2 separate regions of the Homo sapiens genome follow, and region 2 is linked to region 1. A link is a contact called in ENCODE Hi-C or POLR2A ChIA-PET data. All regions are on one chromosome and are shown on one strand. Each heading gives the region's core, a stretch centred on a gene start or an enhancer-like site at or near the end of the contact. The rest is flanking DNA. Distances are from core to core; before and after follow the strand shown. Region 1 holds the start of JCAD (junctional cadherin 5 associated). Region 2 overlaps LOC101929256 (a long non-coding RNA gene).

Region 1 (6,612 bases), core at 1,404-3,903:
ACATTCCTTCCATCAGCAGGCCCTTGAAACAAAGCACAAGAGCAAGGTTTTAATGAGAGAGATAACCCTTCTCATCCAAAGGAGGAAAAACAACATCTGTTAAAAACCCAAGTAAACTGCAGTAATGGGTTCAGCAATAGGCCCAGAGGACTTCAGAGAGATAGTCTTTGCTTATCAAAATAAAAAACACAATAGAACAATTGTTTCACTCCAACGCTCTGTGTTCTAAACGCTCTCCAGATTAATTAGCATGGAGTTTCGCCAAGCTCATTAAAAGAAAAACTAAGGACTCCTAAGGATGACTGGTGTTTACTGTCCTCCCAAACTGGCCAGTGAGAACTTGGGGGAGCCACAGACTTCTGGGCTTTCTGTACTGATAACATTTCTAGGATTTATTTTTAAATTGCATGTTAAAAATTAGACTACAAGAATCTTTTCATATTTACTTTTTTTAAGTGAAAAAATTGGTCCTTATTTATTTTCCTTGTGTACCTCCAACCCTGCTACATTTTATAGCTGCCGAACAATAGACCACAGGCTTCTGGAATCTGTGACCACTCGATGAGCTATTTGATAACCCTGATGACTTTGTCAAGTCATCCAGAGCATGTGGACACTCAGGCCAAACTTCTTTTTTCCCCGAAACAGGCTTTCTCCACCCACCCAAATCCCCTAATTCTCCTGGGCCTGCCAAGGGCCTGACCTTCCAGTCTCTGCAGCAAAGGGTGAAGTTTTACAGGAGGAAGGCCCAGCAGATTAAAGGCCTCTGTTCAACAAATATTTGCTCGCCCACTCCAGGCGGAGTAACAGTTTCTTACATGCTGCATGCCCACAGTGACACTTAGAGACTTCAGGAAGCTTGTTAAGCTGGTGACTAAGAATTAGACACCTAATGTCAAGGTAAATAATTAAGTCCCAATCCACAGACGTTATGGAAAACCAAACCACTTTAACAAACTCCCAATGTCACACGAAAACCAACACAAGTCCAATGAAATAGAATCTGCATATGATTTCCAAAAAAGCCTGTATGCATTCTTGCTTTGCCGGGTGGTCTTAAAATTCTAAAATGAACTGACATTCCCAAAGTTTTACCTGTACAGCCCATGACCCTCAGTTCACACCATGCAGACTGCCTTTTTTTGCCAGAGCATTTCTGGCTGCCCGAATCCTACCCATCAGGCCCCTTCCCCCAAATCCCTGTATTTTGCAACCCTAGCCCTCAATCTCTGGGTTATCTATTCCTTGTAAATCTGAAAAGACAAAAGACCGGAGAAGGAAAACAAGTTGTGGGAGAAACATCACATTAAACTGTCAGGACAGGAAACCCTGGGAGTTGTGTGGTCTGCACCGCCCCACCCCTCTCCCCAAGACTAAGACCAAGCTACTAGATTTGGGGAGGGAATGAGGACACGGGAGGCGGGTGGAGTGCGTGCGGGGGTGGGAGAGTGGGTGTAGGTGTGGGGAGGTGATGTGCCCAAGCTAATTCCCCCAAGGCCTCTCTACTCCTTAAGCGCGTGGATGACCAAACACCAGGGCATGCCCAGGTAGCGCTGGCCTAAAGTTCTCGTTTTTATTTTCTTCTTCAGTAGTGAAATCACAGCTTCTTTACAAATGCCCAGAAGAATCCCAGGCGCTCTGCTTCTTGACGGAAGCGAGAGGGGCGCTTTTTAGCAGCTAGTGCTGGGCCCCACTGTGGCCAGGGCATCGAGGCAAACCCTGGCATTTTGGGGGTGAACGGACCCCGACTGGAGACGGGGGAAGTAGAGGGTGCCCGCGGAGATCTGAGCGCAGAGACCCTAGGAGGGCGGGTTCCAGATCCCATAAATGAGATAATTAACGGGATTTACAGCACTCCTAGGCGGGGCTCCTGCCCTTCTCCCATCCCACGCGCAGCCAGGAGCCGGGCGGCCCCGGGCACTCGCTGGGAGGCAGCTGCGATTAGCGCCCTAATCCCCAGCGCAGACCGCGCAGAGACCGGAGCGGGAGCGGGGCCGCGGCGGGAGCCCCCCACCGTCCCGGGCAGTCCAGACGGCCGGGGCAGCGTGGGAACTGGGACCTCGGGGACCCAGCGCGGCGGCTGTCAGCTCTGGGGTGAGGTCCGCGAGATCTGGGCGCGAGGGCGCGGGAGGGGTTGGTGGACACAGGCTGGGGAGGGCGACTTCGAGAGGGGAGTGAGTGACCCCGGCCCCCCAGGCCCTCCGCGCGCCGAGGGGCGACGCGAGCGCTAACGCCAGCCGCGGCCCGCGGTGCCCGCCCCGGGACCCCCGCGCTCCGAGCGGGGCACCTGAGGGGAGGGGACGCCCCTCCCGGGCTGGCAGGCGCCCTCCACCCCGAGGCTGCCGGGCTAGGCACCGCGCGGGGGGCCCAGGCGGGGCTGCGACTGGGGGTGCAGACATCCCCCACCGCCAGGGTGGCTGGAACCGGAGCGACGTCCCAGCTGGAGAAGTTGGGGGGAGTGCGGGAGGCTGCGGGTGAGGCCCGCGAAGCGCCGTGGGAGCGGCCCTAATGGACGGTGGGAGCCAGGAGGGTTAGACGCCGGGACTTACCGAGCGGCTCCCTCATGCCGCCTCGCGCCGCCACCGCCGCCGCTCCGGCCGGCCGGGGACCAGCGCGACCCGCCCCGCCTGCAGCCGCCGAGGCCGAGCATGCCCGGAGAACCGCCGTCCGCCCCGCCCACCGCCCGGGCCCGCCCCGCCCACCGCCCGGGGCTGCCTCCTCTGCGCTGAGGGCGGTATCCAGGCCACGAGCTTCCTAGGCTTTTGGGGTCCGCCTGCGTGGGTCGCGCAGAAGGCACAAGTGAGCTGACCACCATTCCCTCTTTTCTTGTCACTTGGGTTTGGGCCACGTCAACCCTGTGGAAATGTCCAAAGACACACACACTCTCACAGATACACAGAAAGCAAACATATTCATATCACACAAACACACAAAGATGTATGCAAACACACTCATATACACCCACACACAGATGCACACAAACACACTCACAGGAAACAGGCGCACACAAACACATATACAGGACACACAGGTGCACACACAGTCACAGACAAGTGCACACACACTCAAATACAGTCACACGCAGGTGCACACAAACACACCCATATACAGTCACGCACAGATGCAGCCAAACACACTGACACATATACATACATACATGGGAACACAGTATGGCTATACACACACACACACACACACACAAACGCACCCACATAACACATCGATATTATGAAGAGCAGAAAACAGTGATGGTGACAACAGCTTGGGATTTACTTCTTTCAAAAAAAAGTCTGAAGGAGTCTGGAAGCCACCTTCAGATCAGCTGGCCCATACTCTCCTGTGGCAGAGGAGGAAACTGATGACAGGAGCAGGATTTGCCTACAGGGCAGGGGTAGGAGGAGAGATAGGAGGAGGTCAGTGGGAGAGTTCAGACCAGAATGAACATTTGGGGTCATTTGGGTAACCCCAAACCCACTCCATATTTCTCTTACAGCGGGAAGGGGCAGAAAGATTAGACTGCTGCCTGGGTCTGCTCAGGGCGAACGTTTTCATAATTTTGGAAGGCAGACAGAAGACAAAAAATGTGAAATATTGCTGATGCATTGGGGAGAGACAGGGAATGTTAGTTAAGTCCACCCAGACAAAACATGGATGGCACAGCAGACTGGTGACCTTGCCAAATTAGTTTTCAGAAAACTACTTAGCCACATCATGATTTTAGGACTGTATTTGCTGTCGAAACACCAATAACTAACTTTTTTTGCTCTATTACCACATCTGAGCCCTTCCTATGTATTATTTCTTTTAATCCTCATCACAGTTTGATGATATGGGCACCACTTTACAGATGAGGAGTGGGCTCAGGGACGGGCACAGATGGCAAGCTGCAGAATCTAGCCCAAGACCCTCGCTCTGAACCACCAGAGCAAGGTCGTTTCTTTGTTCTCTTGAATCATATGTTCCTCATGGTTAGTAGCAACGTATAATCTAACACAGCATAAAAGCTAAACACACTATTGCTGGAAAAGAACGAACAATGTAATTGAATGTTGTATTGTGCATTATCAGGAGTGCGTGGGAGGAAACCAGATGGTGGCGATAGGAGCAGGCAGCATGATTAGGGGCTCGAGAACCAGGTAGCTCAGGTCCCGGGCTTGGCTTCTCTGCCACTTTCTAGATGTGGTACTTTACTTCTGTTAGCCTCACTTTCCTCTCTAACAAAGTGGGGGTAATGATGGTTTGCATCTCATAGGAGAGTCATGAGAATTCAATGAGATGATGCCTTCTTATCACTTAGTTCAGGTACATGTAATAGTCAAGAAAATGGTGGCCGGGCATGGTGACTCATGCCTGTAATCCCAGCACTTTGGGAGGACAAGGCAGGCGGATCACCGGAGGTCTGGAGTTCGAGACCAGCCTGGGTAAGATGGTGAAACCCCATCTCTACTAAAAATACAGAATTAGCCGGGCGTGGTGGCAGGTGCCTGTAATCCCAGGTACTCGGGATGCTGAGGCAGGAGAATCACATGAACCCGGGAGGTGGAGGTTGCAGTGAGCCAGGATCATGCCACTGCACTCCAGCCTGGGCAATAGAGTGAGACTCTGTCTCAAGAAAAAAAAAAAAAAGAAAGAAAAGAAAATAGTAGCTACTACCATTAACACTTGTACAGCTACTGCTGTTTGACTTGGAACCACCAGGGAAGACTTTGAAGGACAAGTGGATTGTGGCTAGGGAGAGACACAAAGGCTGGGAAAATAGGATTCGACAAAATTTAAAAGATAGAAAAGGAAATGCAGACTTTTTTTTTTTTTTCTGGGGAGTCACAGTTATTAACAGCAGTGATATTACTTCTTGTCAAAAAAGCATCATTCGATGATGGATTTCTTCAATGACTTATAGAATTCCTGTTTCTCCTCAATTTGCCAACTCAATGAAATAACTTTGTCCTGGGGTGGAGCACCTCTATGTGCCCAGCATGGTGCAGACACCTAGGGAGCCAAGTATTCCTGCTAGAACATTTATCAGTCAGTGAATTGAGATTAGGATGTGTTTCCCCACAGAACAATGTCATATTGTTGGGTTTCTAGGTCAACCCCATGGAAGTTTTATAATGTACCTAAGGGCTGTAGAGTTGCAAAACAACAGAGTAGGGTTGCAGTAAATCAGAAAACAACACTGATTCAATGCTAGGAGCTAAGCTAAACCAAACCAAATCAAGTTTAATAAGAAATTGTATTTTAGCAGAAAGGCTGGCAAAGGCAGATTCAATTAGGGGAATGTAATGGGATTGAAATACTGGAGATTCTAGAGAAGATGACTTCACAATTTCAAGATGCTTGTAGTTTCTTGACCCTGGCTCTTTATCCTAACATCCTCATTTCAAAATGTTTGGCTTCCGTCTTTCCTCAGTACTGATGTATCCCTAGCCCTGCTCTAATGTTTTCCTGGCATGACTAAGGCCATTTCAAACAAAGAAGCAGAATGAAAAGATGGAGAGAGAAGATGGTGGTGAGGCTGTGGATGTGGGGAGAGGGGCAAGCAGAAAGGTGGAAAGCTTTTCTAAAGATCTGGGAATAGAATTAACAAAGAGGAAAGAGGGTGTATTATTCTATTCCCATGCTGCTAATAAAGACATACCCAAGACTGGGTAATTTATTAAGGAAAGAGGTTTAATGGACTCACAGCTGCACATGGCTGGGGAGGCATCACAATCACGGTGGAAGGCAAAGGAGAAGCAAAGGCGCGCCTTACGTGGCAGCAGGCAAGAGGGCATGTGCAGGAGAACTACTCTTTATCAAACCACCAGATCTCATGAGACTTATTCACTATCACAAGAACGGCATGGGAAAAACCCGCGTCCATGATTCAATTACCTCCCACTGGGTCCCTCCCACAACACGTAAGGACTATTACAACCCAAGGTGAGATTTGGGTGGGACACAGAGCCAAACCATATCAGAGAGTAAGGTTGAAAAGATGCATGAGTATGAGCAGGTGATTAATCATAAATGTAGGAAGATAATAAAGATAAAAGGTAATGAGGAAAATCCACTGGGCCAGTTTCCACACCGGTCACCAGTACATGGACAAGGGATGGTGGGCAAGACGTGAGAGAAACAAGCCTAACCTCCTAATTCCCTTATCCCTACCCACTCCCATTTTCCTGCAATTTGGGTCTCTTGCTTCCACTTACTTGATCTTGGGAGATTTAAACACAGGAAAAAAAAAAAAACTCGCTTATGTGATGTAAAATATAAACTATGATTGAAAACAGCATTTAACATGAAGCTGTTAGAAGTCTGGCACAGCCCTGGGAGCATGTGCCAGGATCCAGCCCTGGATGCCCAATGTCCCCGCCTTTCTTGAGTCCTGGAGAAGGGATTTCACAGACTCAGGAAGGAACTTGGATTATTGAGTCATTGGGCAGATGTGCAGTAACCAGAAAAATAATGTTTAACCGCCTGCTTAAAGAAAGAAAAAAAATAAAAGCCAAGATCTTGTTTCTCTAACTTACTGCCTGTTCAAGGACCTAGAGCAACCCTCCTCCCTCCCTGCTTTAGGGCCCTTCTCTGTAGACTATAAGGTTTCCTTTAGCTGATTTAGATATTGAT
Region 2 (6,612 bases), core at 2,394-4,893, 52 kb after region 1:
CTGTAATCCCGGCACTTTGGGAGGCCCAGGCAGGTGGATCACTTGAGGTCATGAGTTTGAGACCCGCCTGGCCAACATGGTGAAACCCCGTCTCTACTAAAAATACAAAATTAGCCGGGCGTGGTGGTGCACACCTGTAATCCCAGCTACTTGGGAAGCTGAGGCAGGAGAATCACTTGAACCTGGGAGGTGGAGGTTGCAGTGAGCTGAGATCATGCCATTATGCTCCAACCTGGGTGACAAGAGCGAAACTCCATATTAAAAAAAAAAAAAAGAGTGATGGCGTTATCAGGGGTGGTTGTCATGGTGTCAGGAAAGTGAACTTGGCTCTCCAAGGCTTTCTCTTTATTCAAGCTCAGAATTGCAGAGGGATAGGCATCCACATAGCCTTGAGTTTGGGAACACTGCTTTGCAATGGGGCGACGAGAATTTTATCAGAAAGATTGCAGGAACAGAACCACAGTACACACTCAGAGTGAGGGGCTTATAAGGAGAAGATATCCCATCGTTCATTGTTCATTGTTCATTCATTGAAGATATCCCAACATTTAGTTGTCACACATGAGCAGCCTGGCAGTATCCAAAGCCAGAAAGAAATGATGGCAGTGATCATCCCCTCACTAGAGTTTTCACTAAGTCCGTGGGAGGAGATTTCAGCCACTACATGCTTCTTCTTTAAGTCAGAATTCTCCAGCCTAGCTAACAAATGCCTTCTTCGTAAACTTACATTTCAGCCTACACACCCATGGAAGAGAAAATCCCTGTGAAATATAAGGGCCCCTTCTACGTGCTCAAGATTAAAAAAAAAAAAAAGGAAAAAGTAGCTCTCACATGCTTTTGGCAAGTTTTTGTAAGTATGTTGCACAGTGAACATTTAAAGAGTAGACTTTTCTCTGTCCTGAATCTGTAGGAGGTGGAGCTTGGAGTCCTTGGCCCAACTTGCTGGTTGAAACAACGGGAGCCTGAGTTGGAGACAGAGGGCCACAGAGCTGCTCTCCGCTGCACGCCCTGGCACCCAGCATCTTCCCTCGTCCTCAGGCTGCCCCTCCCCAGCCCCCATGCTTGGTTATCTTGATAATCTGTCTGTGTGCATTGAGGCCATTCTGTCCACTTCTCAACCAAGCAGGGAGACTACGATTGGCGGAGCGGAATTGGCCTTGATGGGACAAAGAAGCCACAGTAGATTCTTGAGGCTGCCTGTACCAGGGGCATCATCACAGACTCTCTGAAATGCATGTCTAGGCTTGGTTCATTAAGGACCTTTCACTCTCTTGTTTTCTTCTCAAATAGAAAGCAAGCCTTCCCTTTTTCCTACTCCTAATGTCCCTATCTAGTTAATGGTGCCACCATTTCCCCAGACTTCCAAGTTCAAAACTTGAAGTTATCTTTGATGGATGCCTGTGGCCCTGTCTTCAGCTCAAGCCCCTGTTGTTTCAACCAGCCAGTCACCCAATCTTGTTGCTTTTTTTTCCTTCCGTGTCTCTCTCCTGTCTGTCCCTGTCACTCTGCTCTCCTTGTGGCTTCTGAGTTCTGGTTCTCACTATCTCAAACCTTGATTATCCAAATAATTGTTTTGCTGCTCCAGCCTCCATCCCCACAATCCAAGGGTTGGGTGGATGGTGGAAGGATACTATGATTTGCCATGGCAGCATCGGCGGGATGTGGGGAGGATAAATAATATGGTATAGGCCCCCGATGTATGGACTCCCTGATATATGGACTTCTTGATATATGGGCCCCTTGATGTATGGACCTGCTGATGTATGAACCACCTGATGTATGGACCAGCTGATGTGTGGACCCCCTGGTTTATGAACTAGCTGATCTAGAGACCAGCAGATGTATGGACCAGTTGATATATGGACCAGCTGATATGTAGACCCCCCTGTGTATGGACCAGCTCATGTATGGACCCCCTGATATATGGGCCAGCTGATATATGGACCCCTGATGTATGTATGGACCACTGATGTGTGAAGCTCCTGATATATGACCCCCCAATATATGGACCAATTGATGTATAAACCCATGGATGTATGGACTCACTTATGTATCGACCAGATGATGTATAGACTCCCCGCTGATGTATAGACCAGCTGATGTGTGCAGCTGATGTATGGACCCGCTGATGTATGGACCTGCTGATGTATGGACCATTGATGTATGGTCCAGCTGATGTGTGAACCTCCTGATGTATGGACCCCTGAGGTATGGGCCAGCTGATGTATAGACCAGCTGATGTATGGACTCATTGATGTATTGGCTCACTGATGCATGGACCAGATGATGTATGGACTCCCTGATATATGAGCCAGCTGATGTATAGACCAGCTGATGTGTGGACCAGCTGGTGTATGGACCGGCTAATGTATGGACCTGTTGGTGTATGGACCCCTGATGTATGGACCAGCTGATGTGTGAACCTCCTGATGTATGCCCTCCCCGATATATGGACTAGCTGATGTATGGACTCCCTGATGTATAGGACAGCTGATGTATGGACCCGCTGATGTATAGGCCAGTTGACATATGGACGCACTGATGTATGGACCAGCTGATGTGTGAACCTCCTGATGTATGCCTCCTCTGATATAGGAACCAGCTGATGTATGGGCCAGGTGATGTATGGACCCCTGATATATGGAGCAGCTGATGTATGGACCCCTGGTATATAGACCACTGATGTGTGAACCTCCTGATGAGTGACCCACCAATATATGGACCAGTTGATGTATGGACCCACTGATGTATGGACCAGCTGATGTATGCACCCACTCAGGTATGCACTAACAGATATATGGGCCAGCTGATGTATAGACCCCAATGTATAGACCAGCTGATGTGTGAACATCCTGATGTATGCCTCTCTCCCAACCTGATATATGGACTGGTTGATGTATGGACCCCCTGATGTATGGACCAGCTAATGTATGCACCCACTTAGGTATGGACTAACTGATGTATGGGGCAGCTGATGTATAGACCCCTGATGTATAGACCAGCTAATGGGTGAACATGCTGATGTATGCCTCTACCCCCGACCTGATATATGGACTGGTTGATGTATGGACCCCTGATGTATGGGCCTGCTGATGTTTGGACCAGCTGTGGCTCTCCACTCACTCTGGACCTTCCACCCTGTTCCTCACCTGTACACTGTTCCTCCTGGCCATTTGAGTGCCTGACAGCCCTTCGGGACCCAGCCCAGGGGTTACTTCTTCTTGGGTGCATTTTCTTCAAAAAAATTTTTTTTAGAGATGGGGTCTTGCTATGTTGCCCAGACTGGTCTCTAACTCCTGGCCTCAAGCAATCCTGTCCCACCATTGACCCATCTGAAGATTGGAGAGACCTTAGGCCCAGGGCTGGGGAATAACCATAATTTGCTCTTCAATTATTCTGCAAATACATATTGAGTTCCCACAGTGATGAACACAGTCCTAAGTACTGAGATGCAATAGTAGACAGAATCTCTGTCTTCATGAGGCTTTCATAGTCCTAGGAGGAGATACGTTACATTTTATTTATTCATTTAAATAAGTAAAAATGTGATGTGACATGACATGATAAATCATAAAGCTATGTATAAAGAAAAATAAAGCCAGATAAAGGAAATACAAAGTGAATGACTGGACAAATGGCCAACAAACAAATAAAAAGAGGCTCCGTGTCATTAGTCATGAGGGAAATGTGATTCAAATCCACAGTGAGCTCACACTTCACACCCAGTAGGATGGCGATCATAAAAATAACCGGAAAATAACTTTTGGCAAGAATGTGGAGAAATTGGAACCTTCCTACAGTGCTGGTGGGAATGTGAAATAGTGCAGCTGCTGTGGAAAATAGTTTGGCAGTTCCTCAAAAAGTTAAACATAGACTCACCATATGATCCAGCAATTCCACTCCCAGGTAGATGCCCCCAAAGAGCTGAAAATATGGGTTTAAGTGAAAACTTGTCCACCCATGCTCATGGCAGCACTATTCACAATGACTGAAAGGTGGAAACAACTCAAATCACCATGAACTGATAAAGCATAAACAAAATGTGATATATACACACAATGGACTATCATTCAGCCGTAGAACAGAATGGAGGACCGATGCAGGCTACCTCATGGACAAACATTAAGAATATGATGCTGGGCTGGGAGCAGTGGCTCACACCTATAATCCCAGCACTTTGGGAGGCTGATGTAGGAGGATCACTTGAAGCCAGGAGTTCAAGACCAGCCTGGGCAACAAAATGAGACCCTGTCTCTACAAAAAATTTAAAAAAAAAATTAGCTGGGTACAACAGCATGCACCTGTCATCCAAGCTACTCAGGAGACTGAGACAGGAAGATCGATTGAGCCTAGGAGTTCAAAGCTGCCTGCAGGGAGCTATGATTGTGCCACTGCACTCCAGCTTCAGCAACACAGTGAGACCCTGTCTCTTTAGAAAAATTAAATTTAAACAAACGAAAAAAATTACAATGCTAAGTGAAATAAGCCAGACACAAAAAGTCACATAATGTATGATTTCATTTATATGAAATATCCAGACTGGGCACGGTGGCTCATGCCTGTAATCCTAGCACTTTTGGAAGCCGACATGGGTGGATCACCTGAAGTCAGGAGATCGAGACCAGCCTGGCCAACATGATGAAACCCCATCTCTATTAAAAATAAAAAAATTAGCCAGGCGTGGTGGCACATGCCTGTAATCCCAGCTACTCAGGAAGCTGAGACAGGAGAATTGCTTGAACCCGGGAGGCAGAGGTTGCAGTGAGCCAAGATTGTACCACTGAACTCCAGCCTGGGCAAAAGAGCGAGACTCCATCTCAAAAAAAAAAAAAAAAAAATCCATAGAGATGAAATGCAGCTCAGGGGTTCCCTGGAGCTTGGGAAAGAGGATAATGGGGCGTGACTGCTTAATGGGCAGAGGGTTTCCTTTCTGGGTGATGAAATGCTCTAGATCTAGACAGTGGCAATGGTTGCATGACATCGTGAATGTACAGTATGAAATATCACTGCACTGTACACTTTACAAATGGTTAAAATGGTAAATTATATATTATATGTATTTTGTCACAATTTTTAAGGAGAGTCAATGAAGGTGGTCATGGGGTTCTCTTTGAATAGGAGGGTCAAAGAAAGCCTCACAAATGAGTGGAGATTTGGGCAAAGACCTGATGCGGGAGGATATGAAACCTCGGTGAGGTACGCAAAAAGCCTCCCAGAGCCGGGTGCAGTGGCTCATGCCTGTAATCCCAGCACTCTGGGAGGCCAAAGCCAGTGGATCACCTGAGGTCAGGAGTTCAAGACCAGCCTGGCCAAAATGGTGAAACCCTGTCTCTACTAAAAATACAAAAATCAACCGGGCGTGGTGGCAGGCGCCTGTAATCCCAGCTACTTGGGAGGCTGAGGGAGGAGAATCGCTTGAACCCAGTAGGTGGAGGTTGCAATGAGCCAAGATCGTGCCACTGCACTCCAGCCTGGGCGACAGAGCGAGACACTGTCAAAAAAAAAAAAAAAAAAAAAAAAAAAAAGCCTCCCAGCAGAGAAGAAGGAAGCACAAAACAGACAGATGGCTCAGAGCAGCATTCATCAGAACCTGGCTCCACCCTCCTCATAGGGCGACTTCTGGGCCCACCTCCCTCCACCTCTCTTCACCTAGCACTTCCTTTTTACCTCTCATCAGGGCATGCACTGTTGCACTGTCTCCCAGACACCCTGGACCCTTCCAACCTGTTCCTCACCTGCACACTGCTCCTCCTGGCCATTTGAATACTTGAACACCCTTTGGCACCCTGCCCAGGGACCACTTCTTCTTAGGTGCATTTTCCTTTAAAAATAATTTTTTTAATAGATGGATCTTGCTATGTTGCCCAGGATGGTCTTGATCTCCTATCCTCAAATGATTCTCCAGCCTCAGCCTCGTAAAGGTTGGGTGCATTAAAGATTTGAGCATTGTGTCTACGACTCGTCAGCATTATGACACTGGGCACTTAGCCCCCTCTGTAAGTTTCTCTTTCTTCATATGTAAAATAAGGGCTATTGAGAGAATAAAATAAGATGATCGCAAAGTGGTTGACTTAGTTCCCCGTGCACAATGGGCTCTCCTGAATGGTAGCTCTATGGCCACTTCAACCTCACCCGTAATCTGAAGCTTGAAATTTGGCACTTCATTTTGTGCTGTTGATAATGTTTTGTAATTATTTGATAAATGTGGGTGGGAGATACAGGATAAACACCAAGGGTGATATTTATCTTCTTTGAAACTGTCTTCCCCCAACCCTGGTAACTATTTGATGCAGAGCATATATAATGCACATGAATAAATGTTTGACTGACAACTGATTGATTGATTTGGCTTTATCATCAAGTAGGTAGGAAATTTTCTTCAAATGCAACTGCAAAGGACAAATAATAATGTCTCAGGAGAGTTATGGATTGGCAAACTAGAAAATACCTGGTCCAGCCACAATGAGATATATTGAAAGCTTTCATAGGCACAGATGTTTGCCAAAAAACACAAAACAGCACAATTAAAAAAAAAAAAAAAAAAAAAACCAGGAGGTGTGGTGGCAGGTTTTTCAGAAAAATGACTCATTCTGTAAATGAACTGTTCTTTTA

What was found. A loop is a pair of places that touch in the nucleus more often than their neighbours do. ChIA-PET counts read pairs that join two places held with the same protein, here RNA polymerase II (POLR2A). Pooled maps may share reads with other maps.
Region 2: a loop to region 1 is called in a map of endothelial cell of umbilical vein, with 4 times the contacts of the local background. The contact joins the enhancer-like site here to the promoter of JCAD in region 1. A Hi-C loop is called at or near these places in 4 of 168 maps with a recorded cell type or tissue (endothelial cell of umbilical vein, posterior vena cava, sigmoid colon and 1 more) and 5 of 50 pooled maps. POLR2A ChIA-PET finds 5 or more read pairs at or near these places in 2 of 52 experiments (AG04449 and activated naive CD4-positive, alpha-beta T cell).

Annotation. Positions count from the first base shown.
Region 1 is chr10:30,056,933-30,063,544 of GRCh38, forward strand. It overlaps JCAD (junctional cadherin 5 associated), which reads right to left and starts at 2,654. Exons shown (of 4, transcript NM_020848.4): 1 at 2,550-2,654. LOC101929256 (a long non-coding RNA gene) reads left to right here and starts at 1,906. Exons shown (of 4, transcript XR_001747405.2): 1 at 1,906-2,094. RefSeq lists an enhancer at 1-312 and silencers at 2,597-2,766, 6,208-6,502.
Region 2 is chr10:30,108,053-30,114,664 of GRCh38, forward strand. LOC101929256 (a long non-coding RNA gene) reads left to right here. Exons shown (of 4, transcript XR_001747405.2): 2 at 735-850; 3 at 2,596-2,779. It also overlaps a transcript of JCAD not described here. Among named protein-coding and RNA genes, the nearest start is that of JCAD, 52 kb to the left of the region's middle. Within about 2 kb of position 3,644, at least 3 of the 41 ENCODE cell types and tissues checked have a DNase peak (open chromatin) inside an H3K27ac peak, as active enhancers do; they include endothelial cell of umbilical vein, where a contact is called at or near this core.